3 separate regions of the Mus musculus genome follow, and regions 2 and 3 are each linked to region 1. Evidence: chromatin contacts called from ENCODE Hi-C or POLR2A ChIA-PET data. All regions are on one chromosome and are shown on one strand. The core of a region is the stretch at or near the end of the contact, and the rest is flanking DNA. Distances in the headings are between cores, read along the strand shown.

Evidence for each region. Hi-C counts contacts between places; a loop is a spot of excess contacts on that map. ChIA-PET counts read pairs that join two places held with the same protein, here RNA polymerase II (POLR2A).
Region 2: POLR2A ChIA-PET joins it to region 1 with 21 read pairs in Patski. The contact joins the promoter of Plscr1 here to the promoter of 1700057G04Rik in region 1. A Hi-C loop is called at or near these places in 1 of 37 maps with a recorded cell type or tissue (T-helper 1 cell). POLR2A ChIA-PET finds 5 or more read pairs at or near these places in 2 of 5 experiments (Patski and embryonic stem cell).
Region 3: POLR2A ChIA-PET joins it to region 1 with 25 read pairs in Patski. The contact joins the promoter of Plscr2 here to the promoter of 1700057G04Rik in region 1. POLR2A ChIA-PET finds 5 or more read pairs at or near these places in 2 of 5 experiments (Patski and embryonic stem cell).

What each region holds. Positions count from the first base shown.
Region 1 is chr9:92,306,551-92,311,716 of GRCm38, reverse strand. 1700057G04Rik (RIKEN cDNA 1700057G04 gene) reads right to left here and starts at 2,340. Exons shown (of 7, transcript NM_001033184.3): 1 at 2,285-2,340.
Region 2 is chr9:92,247,302-92,252,467 of GRCm38, reverse strand. It overlaps Plscr1 (phospholipid scramblase 1), which reads right to left and starts at 2,274. Exons shown (of 9, transcript NM_011636.2): 1 at 2,108-2,274.
Region 3 is chr9:92,273,340-92,278,505 of GRCm38, reverse strand. Plscr2 (phospholipid scramblase 2) reads right to left here and starts at 2,904. Exons shown (of 8, transcript NM_008880.3): 1 at 2,493-2,904.

The sequences.
Region 1 (5,166 bases), core at 1,091-3,590:
TAGTTTGTTTGATGTTGTTTCTTATAATACATTAAGAAGCATCAACAAATTGTTCATTTGATATCTCTCTGAGAATGTAATGCTGGGATTTAGTGCTTGTCTTAGTTACTTTTTTATTGCCGTTAAAATAACATCACCATACCTGAAAAAAACTTAGAGAGAAAGAGCTTTATTGGGGACTTATACTTTGGAGGGTAAGCTTATGACCATCATGGTGTAGGAACATGATGCTAGAGGAGTAGTTGAGGACTTAGGTCTGATCTATATACTAGAAAGAGAGCCTTAACAAGTAATACCATGGGCATTTTAAACCTCAAAAACCACCCCCAGTGATACACCTCCTCCAACCAGGCCACATTTCCTAATCCTTCCCAAAGAGTTCCACTAATTTGGGACCAAACGTTCAAATATGAGTTTATGCAGGCCATTCCTGTTCAAACCACCACATTACAGTAAACTTTTCTCTCAGGATTTCCTTCCTTGCATCCCATAGATAGATTGTATTTTCTTTTATATTTAATTCTAGAACATTTTTTTTTAAATTTCTTCAAAGACCTATTCTTTACTTAAAGGATATCAACAATCACACAGTTATTTCCATTAAAATATTCAAATAAAAGTATGGATTTCACATTATCTCTCAGAGATAATTTTTTTAATGTTGGAGAAATTTTGACTTTATTCCGTGAGACTATTAATAAACATCTAGGAACCCGATATTACTAAAAAAAATAACTTTTTACTTAGCCCATAGTGTAGATAGAAGCAGGAAAAAACCTTGGCACTCCTAATTTCATTTCTATCTTTACTTTGGGGTAAGTTTGTGGAGTTCTGTACAAAAATATGCCAATAATTTATAGATATCTTCTACACTTGTGGAATCTAACATCTTTCTTTCTCCTTCAAGATTTATAGCACAAAGATAATAGTAGCTCTAGTACTTTGCTTTTGGCTTTAGTATTATCTAGCTCTGCATTGTAGAAATGTCCCATAGAAGCAACCAGTCATGTCCTAAACCCAGGATGAGAAATTCTTAGACACAGTAGGAGCAATAATTTTCTAGATCTAGCTTGTCTTATTAAAACACTTCATTAGAAGCACTCTGCGAAACCAAAACTGAGATAATCATCACCAGACCACAGGTTGATCAAGACTGCTTAACAATGTACACTTCTCACTGTCTGTCCAATTGGTCTTCTCTTTAATGATAAAGTTTGTAACTATCCCAAAGATGTGCTCAGATATTTAATTTTCTCCCTTTCCAAAGTGTATGTTTTGCATAAAATTCACTCTTGAGTCCTCATCATTACTTTCTGTTTATTTTCTTAATACCAAAACCTAGACTTTTTATGTTGGAACTCCTGAATTGGGCCTCTGGCTCAGATTCTGGTTATATGATCACATACTTTTGAAGTATCTTATCTCTGAAAACATTCACTGTTGATGTAAAGTGAGAACGTCCAAATCATTTCCAGGTCAAGCATTCACCCTAGTTTTAAAGATTAAAATATGAGCCTTAGAAATATCTTTTCACTGAGACTGATAAATGAGACATCTATGAAATGAATCCACGTGTTCCAAGAAAGAAGGGGAGAACAGGAGCACATGACAGATTTTGACATGCGTATGAACAGTTTGAAAAGAGGGTAGGAAAACTTAAGGCCTCTTGAGGGTCATGTAAGTTTCACATATATTTGTATGTCAGTAGCAAAATGGGTTTGGAGGCATTTGTTATAATCCAACTAGAATATTTGACTCTTATAGTTCTATATAGAACTATAAAAACCTGATTCCTAATAAAGACACGAAATCACAAAGCAGAAGCTCAAGAACTCAGAATATTAGTCAATATCTCCAAAAATGTCAAGATCTTCACCAATATCACACCAACATCAATGAAGCATCAACTCAAATTTGAAGTCTTTTGTCTCAAGAATAGCTTTTTAGTTTAATGGCCTGAATATTTGTCTGCCAAATAGTAAGAAATGAAACTCATAAAGTGATTGATTTATGAAGAAAAAATATTAAAAAGTCAAGACTATGAGGGAGCCAGGTTTCATCAGACGTCAAATCTCAGCCTCTAGACTGTGAGAAGTAGTTTTCTACTCTTATAGCCCACCATGATATGGTCTTGTTTTAATGGCCCACATCACCCAATACACCTGATATGAGTTAGACAGGCAGATATAAATGAGATCCTAGGCAAAAATGTAGTTATAGTCAGTTATGATCATCAAAATTCCAAAGGACAACAGTGTCTGAAAGATAGTTATGAAATGGCTACCTTAGAGGTTATGGATGGAAGACTGGCCTTCATCTGTCTTACACTCCAGTAGTTATGTTATTATTAGGAAAGGTCCAGAATGTGGAGATGTAAGCAGCTACAACAATTAACATTCCATTCCGAACCTAGAAGCTCACTAGTTCTATAGATCTCAGAGTATTTATAGAACTGTACATGGATCATTATTCTTCTAAAGAAATAGTCTCTGAAGAAATATACTACCTGTGTAAACAGAGAAATGTTTGTTAGATAATATTATCTTCTATTATTATCATTATTATTAGATCTTTGAGAGTTTCATACAGTGTTTAGATCATATTTATCCCTCCTTCTGCAAGTGTGTACAGATTCAATCCCTTTTTTCTTATCCACCCAATTTTTTGGTTTGTTTATTTGTATTTATTTACTTACTTATTTATTTATCCTATAACAGCAAGTCTTGTTACCCAAATAGTCTTGATGTGGTTTTTTTTCCCCCCACTAGAGCATGGTCGACTTACCAGAGGCTACACTCTGATACAATTCCTTTTTTCGCCCCAGAAGATAATAACTGCCAATAGCTCCATGGCTATAAGGTATAATTGATCTTTTCTACTTTTCTACTCTTTTCTCCATGATGGGATTTGGTCTGGTTTGTGCTTACACCCCTGTAAGTGTGTAAGTGTGTGCGGTCACAACTGCTGTGAGTTCATATGTGCAGCTGCCCTGCTGTGTCTTGAAGACATTGTTCCCTTGAAGTCAGACATGCCTCTGGTCTTCACTCTTTCCACATGTCTTCTACTTGGGATTTAAAAGACTATGTTCCTCTGTCAATAATACTAAGATTCAAATTTATAGCTTAATATACTTTAAATTCTCCTTAAAAGAAGGCTACTCTTTGAAAGGACTCCCAAATATTCTTTCCAAATACACAAAACAAACATCTGTAAGGGTAAAAACATTCGCTTATTTTTTGATTTAAAGTTTTTATTTTACCAGAACATTACCCAAGGGAGAGATGGTGAAGGTTGGCATCCTTGTGCTATCTAGGAAGAAGTTCTTTATTATTATTATTATTATTACTAGATATTTTCTTTATTTACATTTCAAATGCTATGCCCTTTCCTGGTTTCCCCTCCGAAAACCCCTTATTTCCTTCCCCTTCCCCCTGCTCACCAACCCACTCATTCCTGCTTAGGAAGAAGTTCTCAAGACATGAACTGTGGCTATATAAAGATTAGTAGAAAAATGCATCAACAAGTAGTTTGAACAAATTAAAAATCCCACATATACAAAATAAATCTTAGAAATTTACATTGAATGTGACATAAAAAAATGCTAAACATCCTAAGTATGTTTATTATAGTTTAAATATTAAGTGTCTCCCCAAAACGTTCATGTTTTGAAGGATTTTTCCTCAGGAAATGAATCATGCATTGAGAATTAAATGATAAAGGCTTCATCGTTGATTGATTCATAACTTAGTGCCATTACCTAGAGAAGGTGGGAGGTTGACCAGAATTGGAAGAAGTAATTGGCGTACCCCTACAAATAGTGAACTTTCCCTTCCCCCTCTCTGACTGCTTTCTGGTTACCATGAAGTGAGCAATTTCCTCCTCCATGTGTATCTGCCCTTAGAGTGGCTATGGATGCCTTTAAGGTTAACCCCAATTAAATAGCTGCTTTTGGAATGTCCAGCAGGCAGATGGATTGTCAGGATTCAGCAGAGAGTTGTGTACTTATCAGTCAGAGAACTTGTTTACGTATTCAAAGAGGAGTTAGGTGTAGTGAGGTTAAATATCTGAGCTAACAGTTTTAAAGCAAAAGGTACAGAAGAGTTGAAAGTTGAAAGTAAGATCTTTGTCTACCTGTGACATTGAAAGTCAGGGGACAAATCAGATAAGGTAAGCCTTGAGATACTGAAGAATAGGTTTAGTGCACAGGAAATATCTCCACTCTTAAACAGGAAAAAATGCTGGTACTTAAGAAATTGTCTAAAGTTTTTCAATTTTGTTCATAAATCACCAGTTTATAGGAAGCAGTTTTTTGGTGTGACAACAGCCCTGTACACGGAACAAAACATCCTCAAGGGGCAGTTTATAATTAGATACTCAGGCAACAGGGCTACTACTGGACATTCAGGGGACCGTGCATCAGCTTAGTGCTAACAAGACTTACAACTTCAAAAGGCTAGTTGGTGGCAGCAGATTGAAGAAACAGCTGAGAGCCTGCATTTTGATCTACAAGTAGGAAGCAAAGAGGAGGAGGAGGAGGAAGAGTAGGAAGAGGTGGAAGAGGTGGAAGAGGAGGAAGAGGAGAGAGAGAGAGAGAGAGAGAGAGAGAGAGAGAGAGAGAATAACATAATTCATTTGAAACCTCAAAACCTCAAGGCCACCCCACCAACACCAACACCAACACCAACACCTTAGTGACACACCTTCTGCAGCAAGTCCACACCTCCCAATCTCTCTCTAATTGTTCTAACCTCCTGGAACCAAGTATCCACATATATGAGGGTACATGATCTATTCTCACTTAAACTATCACAGCAGCTAACTCAGATATCTGGATATCTAACAGTAAAGGGTGATATAATATGTTAAATGACAATTCTTGGGAAAAAATACTACTTTTGTGTGAATATAGCTTTAAGGTCAGAGGTGTGTGATTTGGGCTTCTGCCAGCCAATGGCTAAAGGTCTATGTGTCCCCACCTATTGTGTGCGGGCCTGAATATGTAGGTGTGTGTCGACTGGTGTGTGTCCATGTGCTGCCATTGTTTACTTGTCTAGTGGTTTGTGTGTTGGTGAATGAAGCATGTCTTATCTGCTAAGAATTCTTCCACTCCCTTCAACCTCTCAGATTCCCAAGACCCTATAATGTTCTTGGCATTGGAGAGCATGT
Region 2 (5,166 bases), core at 1,025-3,524, 59 kb after region 1:
TTATATCTGGTTCAATGAAAACAAAAAAACGCTTCCAGCTTTCTAACAAATGAAATTTGTTGGCAAGAATTTTAAAGGGCACCCCGTTATGTAACACACCAAAGCCCAGAGTTACAGTTTATTCTTGGGGTCAATCATTTAGTGGCTAGGTAAGTTCCCCCCCAAAAAAATTTTAATTTGAAAAATACGAAGAACACTTGTTAACACACGTTAACTAGATGGTTTCACTGAGTTCTATTTATGTAATGCTGTACTACAATAGTGTGTTGTGTACACACAAGCAAATATACTTATATAAATATTTCCTGAAGAAATATTCACTGTATGAACACCCTGGGTTTTCAAGGGGGTATTCATGGATACCACAGGGTCTACACTATGTACATAGTACAAACGCTGTTTACAATGTACGTATAGACAGCAAAAAGTCTATAAGTTTATACTATAGACCATGCAAACTTCTATACAAACACTTCAACCAGTAAACCTGTAGACCCAGGACTAATAAGAAAACTAAGCATATTGCATATATACTGAAAGTACTGTGAGTAAAAATGATGATGTTAGAAAGGTTTAAAGGGGCACAGGTTTATATAGAGGTGGCTGCGGTGCCATTAAGACAGGTAAAAGTCACAAAGAAAAATATCTATCATAAGCCACGCCACGGAGCAAAGGCTGCTGGTGTGTTCAGTGGACACTACAAACAGAGGGTGTTGCTCAACTTGAGGTCCTTGAAGCTAGAATCTCACCTTATTCAGGGGGAATGAAGAATCTCTGGAGTTACACAGCTGAGGAGAGAGAGGTCATGCTGCTCTGTCTGCAAGTAGGGACTCTAGCTGGCTTACCAACAGTCTGGGTTTTTGTTTGTTTGTTTGTTTGTTTGTTTATTATTCAAAGCAGCACAATTGTAGTAAGTATCCAGGTAGAAAGCTCTGTTGTTAGGAAAAGCCAAGAAGGAAACGCCCCCAGGTGCCCGGGGGTGCTTTTTATTAAGCTTCCCTGGTTCCTGGTACCCAGTATTTAGTTCCAACTGCTAAGCCGCTAAGCCGGAAGAAGAGAGTGTAATTGTTTGGGAAGAAAGTATAATTGTTTGTCTTGGAACAGAGAGATGGCCCTACCTAACTTCCAGGAATAAGATTACGGAAATCAAGCCACGCAGGAACCATGGGGAGAGTTGTAGGGATGGGGGCTGTGTCAAGTATTTGATATAATAAAAGCTAGTTTCCACCTTTCCACTTGGTACTTTATCAAGCTTATATTAACTGATTCAAAAGTGAGAACTCTTTTTGTTGTTTTGGTTGGCTTTCCTGTTTTGTTTCTGTAGCACTGGCTGTCTGAGAACTTGCTCTATAGACAAGGCTAGATTCGAACTCATAAATATGCCTGCCTCTTCCTTTAATAAGTGGCTTGAATCTTTAAGTCTTTTACTGTTAACATTTTCAGGGAAGAGATGAATATACAAGAAAAAAAAAACTGTCAGAGTCCAAGGTCTGTAACAAAAGACTGAATGTACACCTAGTGTAGTGGTCTTACCCATTCGGACCTTTACCCGCTTACATCCCCTACTTTTGTATTCTAGAAGGCTATGTATAGTTTTACTAGCCACAATCCCAAAGAAACCTGGGTTAAAGAGCAACAGGCTCTTTGAACGGTTTCTCTTCTTTTATTTCCCCTTCCCTTTCCTGCAACGGGAATCCAACTTGGGCTCGGCGCATTTGAAAAGAGCGCTACCACAGAGCTACAAGTGAGCCCAGCTTCTGCACTGCATCAGGACTGCTCTTGGCTGTGAAGCAGTGTGCTAAACTGGAGACGATCCCGTGGGAACTAGCGAAGAAGGGTCACGAGTGTGGATTGCCGAGCAGCGGCCCGGACAGCAGAGCTTCTGGCTGAGTTCCCTCCCCACTTCCGGGGTCACGAGCCCAAGTCTTTCGGCCATTGCTCCCAGTCTTCAGACCATAACCTCTGCCGCCTGAGCAAACCGCCTCCAGCCCTTGCTCTTGCTCCCTCTCCACCCATCCGCATCTCCCGCGCCCATCACCGTACCCGGCTCCTTTGTGCGCACAGATCCGCGAGCTCTGTCCCGGAACGCGCAGAAAGCGGGACTCACCTGAGGCTCCTTCTGTTCTGAAGTCCGTGAGTCCCAATCCCTTGCTGGTGGCGCTGCAGTAGCCCGGCTTTCCCTCGCAGAGGGGACTCACTCTGAATGACGCGAGCTCTGCCTGCACTCCTGAATCCTCTAGCTGCGCCCAGAGGCCTGGCAGGACCTTGCCCGCCCCGCCCACCAGCAAGGCAAAAGGAAGTGGGATTTTGATTGCCTTGGAAAGAAAGGCTATTCATCACCTGGGGAGTGGCCTCTTCTCGGAACTTTCTTTACACTGCCTGATCTCAACCACCCAACCTATTTGGGTACTGTGCGGGAAATCGGGCTTCCTCAAACTTACTTTCCTGCTTTGCACACTTTCTTAAGTATGCATCGATTACCACATCTGTTCCATCAGCCCTGTTTGCACTTTCAAGTTTGTTGATCTCTTTCCTAGCAGATTTCTCTCCTCTTTTTAAAAATCTTATGGGTTTTATATAACCGTTTCACGCCGTTTGCTGGTAGCAGTCTTTGCTTTCTTTTTACTACAGTCTGTGAAAAAGTACCACCCTTAACTAGAAAACATTCAGGTTTGGTTTGAACTGTGCGGCTCACTCACCAGAAAAATCAGCATCTGTTTTGTTTAGTAAAGCGGTGCTTCTTAAATTACAGCCCGAGAAGAGTCACCGAGCTGAAACTACATTAGGTCATGCCTTCAAAGATTCTGACTTAGTATGCCTCGTGTGGACATTTCTAAGAAATTTCCAATTATCTAAAAATACCTTCCTATGACACAGAAGGTATTTTTCCCCCGCCTGCATTTTATGCATCATTTGGTACTCTTGGGGGAGGGAGAGTTATGAAAGGATGATGAAAGGGTTACAGGTGAATTTTGAGTCTTCACTCTTCTTTCCCTGTGATTGGTGCGTTTCTAAGTATATTCAACTAAAAATCTGGGGAGCATCTTGGGAGGGGCCCACTACTTGCATATGTGTATATTTCTGCATGTACATAAATACCAGTGTGCATAGAATATACTGTTCTTCCATAGAAAGCCATGATGCATGGAAAAGTGAACCTCACATATAAAGAGTCTGAGACCATGGCACTCCAATGCTGGAGAAAGGAACCGGGAACTTAGCATCGCTCAATGTGATTTGTAACTTCAACTGGCTTGCTGTTAGGCACTCAGGATGTTTATCTTTATTCTTTAGCTGATTTCATACTCGGAGCAAACAAGGATCTTCACTGTCCACTCTTTGCATAAATGGGATCATTTCATTTGAATTTTAATTTAAGCAGTTGGAGTATTTTTATAGGTAAAACCTTGTAGAAGTGAAACATTGGGGCGTTCTGTCTAAGTAAGAGTCTTCCTACTGTCTTCACCTCTGTTGTGTTTCCTAGGCTAACTGCTGTTACCAGTAGCTCCAAGACTTGGCCACAGGGGAGTCGGTGAGCTAGGGCTTCATGGGCAGCCGCTGCTGGGTAGTGGCTCACTCTGTGTTTGTTTCCTTTCCTAATGTCTTCATACCTCAAGCCCACCTAAGTTTTCTACTTAGAAAAACTAGCCTCAGCCAACAGTTTAAATGTTGAATCACTAACACTAACTCGTTATTAATATCAGGAAGTCAAGTTATTTTAGGCAATGTGTCTTCCTACGTTCCAAACTTTAATAGCGTACTGAAGATACAACAGGTAACTGAATAGACATGTTCCTGTTTGGTTGTGGTGGTGGTGGTGGTGTGTGTGTGTGTGTGTGTGTGTGTTGGTGTGAGTGTATGTGTGGCATGCTGCTTCCTAGATGTATATTAAACTCCAGGCTCTGTAATCTTTAGTACACATCTTTCCGGGTTGTTTGAGGCTTTAATGTATTGTCCATATACAAAGGAAGAGAAAGGGCTTAGCCACACAGAGAGGTCTGGGGATCCACGGAATGAGCTGATAACACCTATCACTTCTATTTGCCTCCTGTAATCTGGATCAGGTTAAAGAGACACATAACCCACAGGAGAAGCTTGGAAATGCAGGGTGGAGCCTTCGCAGAAAGAGAAAGAATGGAATTTCCTACTGAGGAAAAAAAAGAGTACTCTCATTAGGGAATTTCCACTAAAACTAAAACAAAAGGTCCTCATAAATAAATGAGCAACCAACTACGTCAATATATCGATTTATAAATCTTGGGTCTTAACAGAACTATTTCCTGATGTTTGTAATTAAAAAAATCCAAATAAGCCATATATTTAATCCAAAGTTTTTCAGGTCCCTTTGCAAAATGGAAAGTTGGCATTTTAAAATAATCATGTATAGAAACACATCAAGATTATCCAGGCATTTATTACTACAAAAACATATAGATTGCACAAAGAATTTATTCGTGAAGACAGAACAGTGATGATAGTTTTCTGTAATAGATGGTCCAACTTCCTGACATGCAGGAGTTGTATAGGTAGGCAGCTGTCTCTACAAGTTGTCTCAGTTCTGGATGCTGTGTTAGGCTTCCTATATTTTCAGATAATGCTGGTTGTTCTTGAACTTCTGTCGGGATTGAAGACTATGTAGAGTCTCATAGCCTACCCAGGCTATTTAGCATTGAGAAAACGTTTTTGAGAAGATAGTTTTCAGGCAGTATACTAGCTAAACCATGACATAACACAAATGGAATTATAAGCCTTTTTAAAGTTAGGATAGATAACAGTGTTCTAGTTAATTGACAAAAATGATGGACTGGGTGATAGGTGTGTCTTATACCTTATAATTACAAAATGGTAATAGTTGTGCTCAATTTATATTTGAGAGAAAAGTTGTTTGTTTTTTGTTTTGATTATTTTTTTTTTTTGAGACAGGGTTTCTTTGTATAGCCCTGATTGTCCTGGAACTCACTCTGTAGACCAGGCTGGCCTTGACCTCAGAAATCTGCCTGCCTCTGCCTCCCAAGACATTGGCATGCACCACCACTGCCCGGCGAAGAGAAGAGTTTTTTTATTTGGACAGAAAGGGTGAAATGTAGCAGAACATTTCCCCAATTAATTTGAATGTTAATACAACAAGAAGCCTGTGATTAAACAGGGAGAAGAAAGGCGGAGCTA
Region 3 (5,166 bases), core at 1,655-4,154, 34 kb after region 1:
TTTTATATTAAAATTTTCAAATTTTAATTTTTTATTTTCAGTTGAGTTAACAGTTGAATTAAGATTATAACGTTTGTACTGTAGATCTATACATATGTACGGTAATATTTCTTGTCTAGTTTTAAGAAGATCTCATCTTTTGGCTTGACTAACTGAGAAATCTAATGCAAATTAGGACCCAAGAGCATGCTGGGAAGTTGGAAATATGTAAAAAAGAAATGCTGTGTGTCAGGTGGATCTTAAGTCGTTGGTGGTCTCTGCCCTATATGCACCTAATGGGAATAAATGAGGGTTACATTTCCAAGTGGCAACCGCCCACTCTTTACACAGAACAGATTCTAAAATATGTTCACTGATGCACGTTCCTGCTCCCTTCTTCCTACCCTGTTACTTTACTATGAGTCTTAACATAAGAGAGTCAGGAGGAGCACCTATTGACAAAGGGCTGCAGAAAAGAGCCGAGTGCCTTTATTTGGTCACTTCATTATCCCTGCGAACCCTCCCTGGACAAGCCTGTGCTTCCTTCCTCACTGTTCCAGATCATCTGCTTTCCTCCACATAACAGATACTAAACCGATGAGGTAAAAGTAACTATTGATAACATTTAGCTCCCTAGTCACACGAACTAAAATGATTAAAATCCTTTGTGCTTATTTGCTCAGTTCACCAGAAGACACACACACACAAAACAAACTACATCCATCAAGTTTTAGGGAGATTCTTAGCAACTTCAATCAAGGCATCTTTCTTATGAAGGACAGAACAGCCTTTTAATTGGATCTGTTCTCCTGGCCATGTTAATTCTCCTAAGGTAAGAAACAATTTTAAGTGTTTAATAAAACAAAATTTAGAATAATAAACAAACATTAAATAATTAAATATAAATAAATAAATAATAAAAACTGTTTATTTTAATTAACACCCAGACATTCAAGCTGAGTGATATTAATCATAAATTGTAGAGAATGGGCATGCACACACATATTTATACAAACATTTCTTATTTAAGTATTTAAATATTTGACATAATAAAAGCCAACTGTCACCTAGTCCTTTATGGTAGCAGCAGCTACTCTAACAACCTATACTAATTGATGTAAAATCAATTTAACCTATTAGGTCTTGTACTAGACTTTAACTTGTATTCGTAATAGAATTTGTTGCGTAATTTGTAAGAGTAGCTGAAACAGTATACATGGAGACTGGTCCAGAGTCTGCGGATGTGAAGGAGTTGAGAGAGGGTCACACTCAGGCAGCCTGAGTGGGCAGTGTGGGCACACACAGTCTGCTCTGTCTTTTCTGAGCTCTTGGTACTATAAAATGCCAAGCCTAGTTTGGGTTCCAATTAATACTTATCCTTCAATAGCTAGCAGGCTTTGTGATATGTTTCTCTAATCCCCCTCCTCGATGGCCTTGATTAAGGATTGCACTTAACTGTGAAATGGTATTATTAAGTTGAACTGGGGCCTCATGTGATCTTTTCAGACAGGATGTGGTATGGGATGCTAGGTAGGAGAAAAATAAGTAGAAAAGAGCCATCTACTACTTCCCAGGTATTATTTATGGCATATGCAACTCCATTATCTTCTCATTTGGTATCATAAGTGGCATAGCTCCTGGCTTAAAGCACCCTGTACAAATGGTATAGACTCTGGCCAGGGGGATAACAAGCAGAGGCATAAGGTAATAGCAGTCACTAGACCAGAAATGATATTCGTAAAAGGTTAATAAAATATGCTGCAAGAAAGAGGCAAGCAGACTCTCAAAACACCCTCTTAAAAGGGAATGTGTGTCTAACTAAAACCGATAAGAACAATTACTGGCCTTAACGCTCCTGCTTTGTCTATAGATATGCGGGTACTCCACTTGCTTGTTAAATAATATGGTTTATAGCTATAACTGTCTTTTGAGAGTGGCCCTTGGAGGTGAGCTATCTGGGCCAAGTTACTCTTGAACGTATGTGTGAGACCTCCCAGGTACTGGTTCCAACTGCCAGCTGTCAAAGTCTGATTACTCAGTCATGAGGAGTCGCTGTACTTTCGGCCTCTTTGTGTCTAAAATTAACGGGGTTGTTTGTTTGTTTTACAAAAGTACAAGAGGTGCCTCTGACCTCCAATAAGTTAAGAGCCTTCTCCTAATAAAACAGGAAATTTTGTTTACAACCAAGAGGCTTGAAATGGAAAGAAATAGAACACATAAAGGCAATATCCACTGGACAAGTGAATAACTGGCTGGCTGCTTGTTACAAGATACAGGAAAATAACCCGAAACTCCTACCTGCCCACAGACAAACCTGACTGAACTACATTTTACCTCTCCAGGCAGAGGTACTTCCCTTGCCCGTGTGCCCACCTCCCCTTCCCAGTCACCTTCTTGGTCACCTTTCCTAACTTCCAGCTTAAATCTCCACCCTCAGATTTCTCTTCGCAGGGCTTATAAAAGTTCTGGGTCCGGTGAAGGTCATGGATCTCTTTAGAGGGCATCTGGCTTACCTTTCTCATGCAGCTCCAAGTGAGGCGAATTCCTAGAATCCTAGCACCAGCAGCGACTCAGCTCTCCAGACTCCTCTCAGAAAGGCATAGGTGCTGCACTACTCCACTAGACTAAAGTCAGGGAGAAAAAGCACCTGGACTTTGAGGCAGTTTAGGTTTTGTTTCCTGAGTCTTTAGATTTCCTTTTCCTGACTGGAAAGATACGCAACCAAATTGAAACCCTGTCTGAGTTCTAAGTCCTTTGAGAATTGTTAGCTGCTCCTGGCAGAGGCTCTCAGTAGAAATGAATATCTGGTCTGTGCACAGTTCTGGAACGCCAAAGGAACACTTACTGGCATTCCCTTTACTCTGACCTCCACTGCATTCTTCAAATGCTGGCACTGATTCAAAAGGAGACTCAGGAATGCTTTCCCTTCCTTCTTGTTTTGTTTTGTTTTGTTTTGTGTTAGGAGAGTCAGAGTGCATATCCCGATAGTTCTCAAATGCCTAACTTCTTCTACTGAGTACCAGCAGGAGCCGGTAGGACCACCAATATTATTTTTCCTTATTATATTTTTGTCACAATCTTGGGACAGTTGTTCACATTCAGGTGAATGAGCCTCTTTGAGACGGAGTCTCCCTATGACTGTTATGGGTCTGGGGTCACTCCGAGATTCACCACCACCACAGGTAAGTTTTAATAAGAGGCTTTATTAAATACTGCCACTCGATATTCATGGCACCAGAACGGCAACCCAGAGTGCTCTCCAGATGCAACAGCTAGTCATATCAAGCCAAACCCACAAGACTGCTTGTGTTTTGTCTACCTGGAGGCAGAGTCTAATTTTAACATATATGTCTTGTAGATGTTCTAGTCATTGAGAAGAGTATGCAAGCTTGAGTACAAAAGCTGGAAATAGTCTCTTTAGTAGGTCTCAAACCAGAGACAAAGGGCTGAGTTCCATTAACATATGAAATTGAATGCTGGCTACCTGGTTCTCCCTGCATCCCTCACTCCCTACCCGTTTCAGGGCCTGACTGCCATATTTGGTTTGGTACCCTAAATTCTCCTCCAGCCAACAGGCTGGGCTGCTCTTCCCTATAAAATCCAATCATGTAAGTTACCTGGATGTTTTTTTGGTTTGCCTTGCTTTTTGTTTGGTTTGTGGTTGTTGTTTTTTAGGTGTTTTCCTTGTTTGTTTGGTTTGTTGTTGTTGTTTTGTTTTGTTTTTTGGTCTATCCTTTACCCTCTTGGCCAGTCTCTTGTCCCCGGCTATCCCCTCCTTAGTTGGCAGACCATCTCTTATCTCCCTTCTACTGCCTTCCTCTTCCCCTCCCCTCTCCTCACATGGCCCAGCTCAGCCTGTCTGTGTGGTGCACTCTGGACTCTCCCTTTTCAGTGCTTTCGTGACCTCTCAACCACAGTAAAGTCTAAACTTTAAGTGTACTTGTTAATCATCAGACACCTCACTTCCTGAGTTCGCTTTTCTTTCACACAAAGCTGGACTGTTTCTCCTGCCTCCCTTCACTGCTCCCCACAAAATGACTACAGAATTTTTAAAAACTCCTCAACAGATAAAAATTCTAGAGAGGGACTAGTAGAGCTCCTGATAGGCAGACAAAGGGGGGGGGGGAGCGGGGGAGCCATGACTACATAATGAAAGGCTTCTTCCTCACCCTTGATCAGAGGTGAAAACCAGTCAGCCTAAACCAAGGGCCTCAAAGAGGGTTTCTCCTCTCCTTAGCCTCTCATCCCCTCACCCCTGCTGATGGATTCTCTGGACAAGTTCACCAGATCAGATCAGGCCATGTTTATATAACAGTTGTGGACCGATCCACCATCCTGTCTATCTTTAAAATGACAAGCCCTGAACTAGGGGAGGAAGACTCTTCAGGGGAAAAAAAAAAAAACCAAACAACAAAAACGAGCTCTTGAGAAAAGTGGGTTTTCAACTTGGGCATCCCCTTCCCCTCCTGCTTTTCCAGGGTCTTTTCTTTCCTCTGTGTGTCTGCTCCAAATCTATTTTCCTTACCCCCAGTACAGGCCTCTCCTCAAGGGCTGCGTCCAGCTGCTTTCTGGAGATTTTTCCTTTTTGTACTTGTCAAGCTTGAAATTTTTCCTGCTATTTCATTCTTTTTTTTTTAATTAGATATTTTCTTTATTTACATTTCAAATGTTATCCCCTTTCCTAGTTTTTCCTCCGAAAATCCCCTAGCCCCTCCCCCTCCCCCACCCACCTATCTCATTCTTTAACTGGCATAGAAAATGGACCCCATGGAGAACCCTAGATGGAAACAGTCGTCCATAGCCACGGTACAGATGCTACTGCAGAAGGAAGGACTGAGTGTGCTCATAACTGACAGATGGAGAAGATGGCATACACACCATTTTAGAACTAGGCCTGACTTCAAAAGGAAAGCCATGCATTCCAAGAACAAGGCCATAAAATCCCCCAGGCAAACAGCGTGGGGATGACCACAAGGATGGAGATATATCTGTGCTGGGCAGCCTTATATGCTGTGTGTATCTCATTCTGGGGTTAAACATTCATGACACAAGAATGCAGTCCACTAACCACCTGGTCACAAGCCAGTCACAAACCAATCCATGTAACATCCCCAACACCCACCATTGAGGCTTTAGATTACCTAACACTAGCGAAAATTCCCCTAGAAAAGGGCCTGCATACCTTTG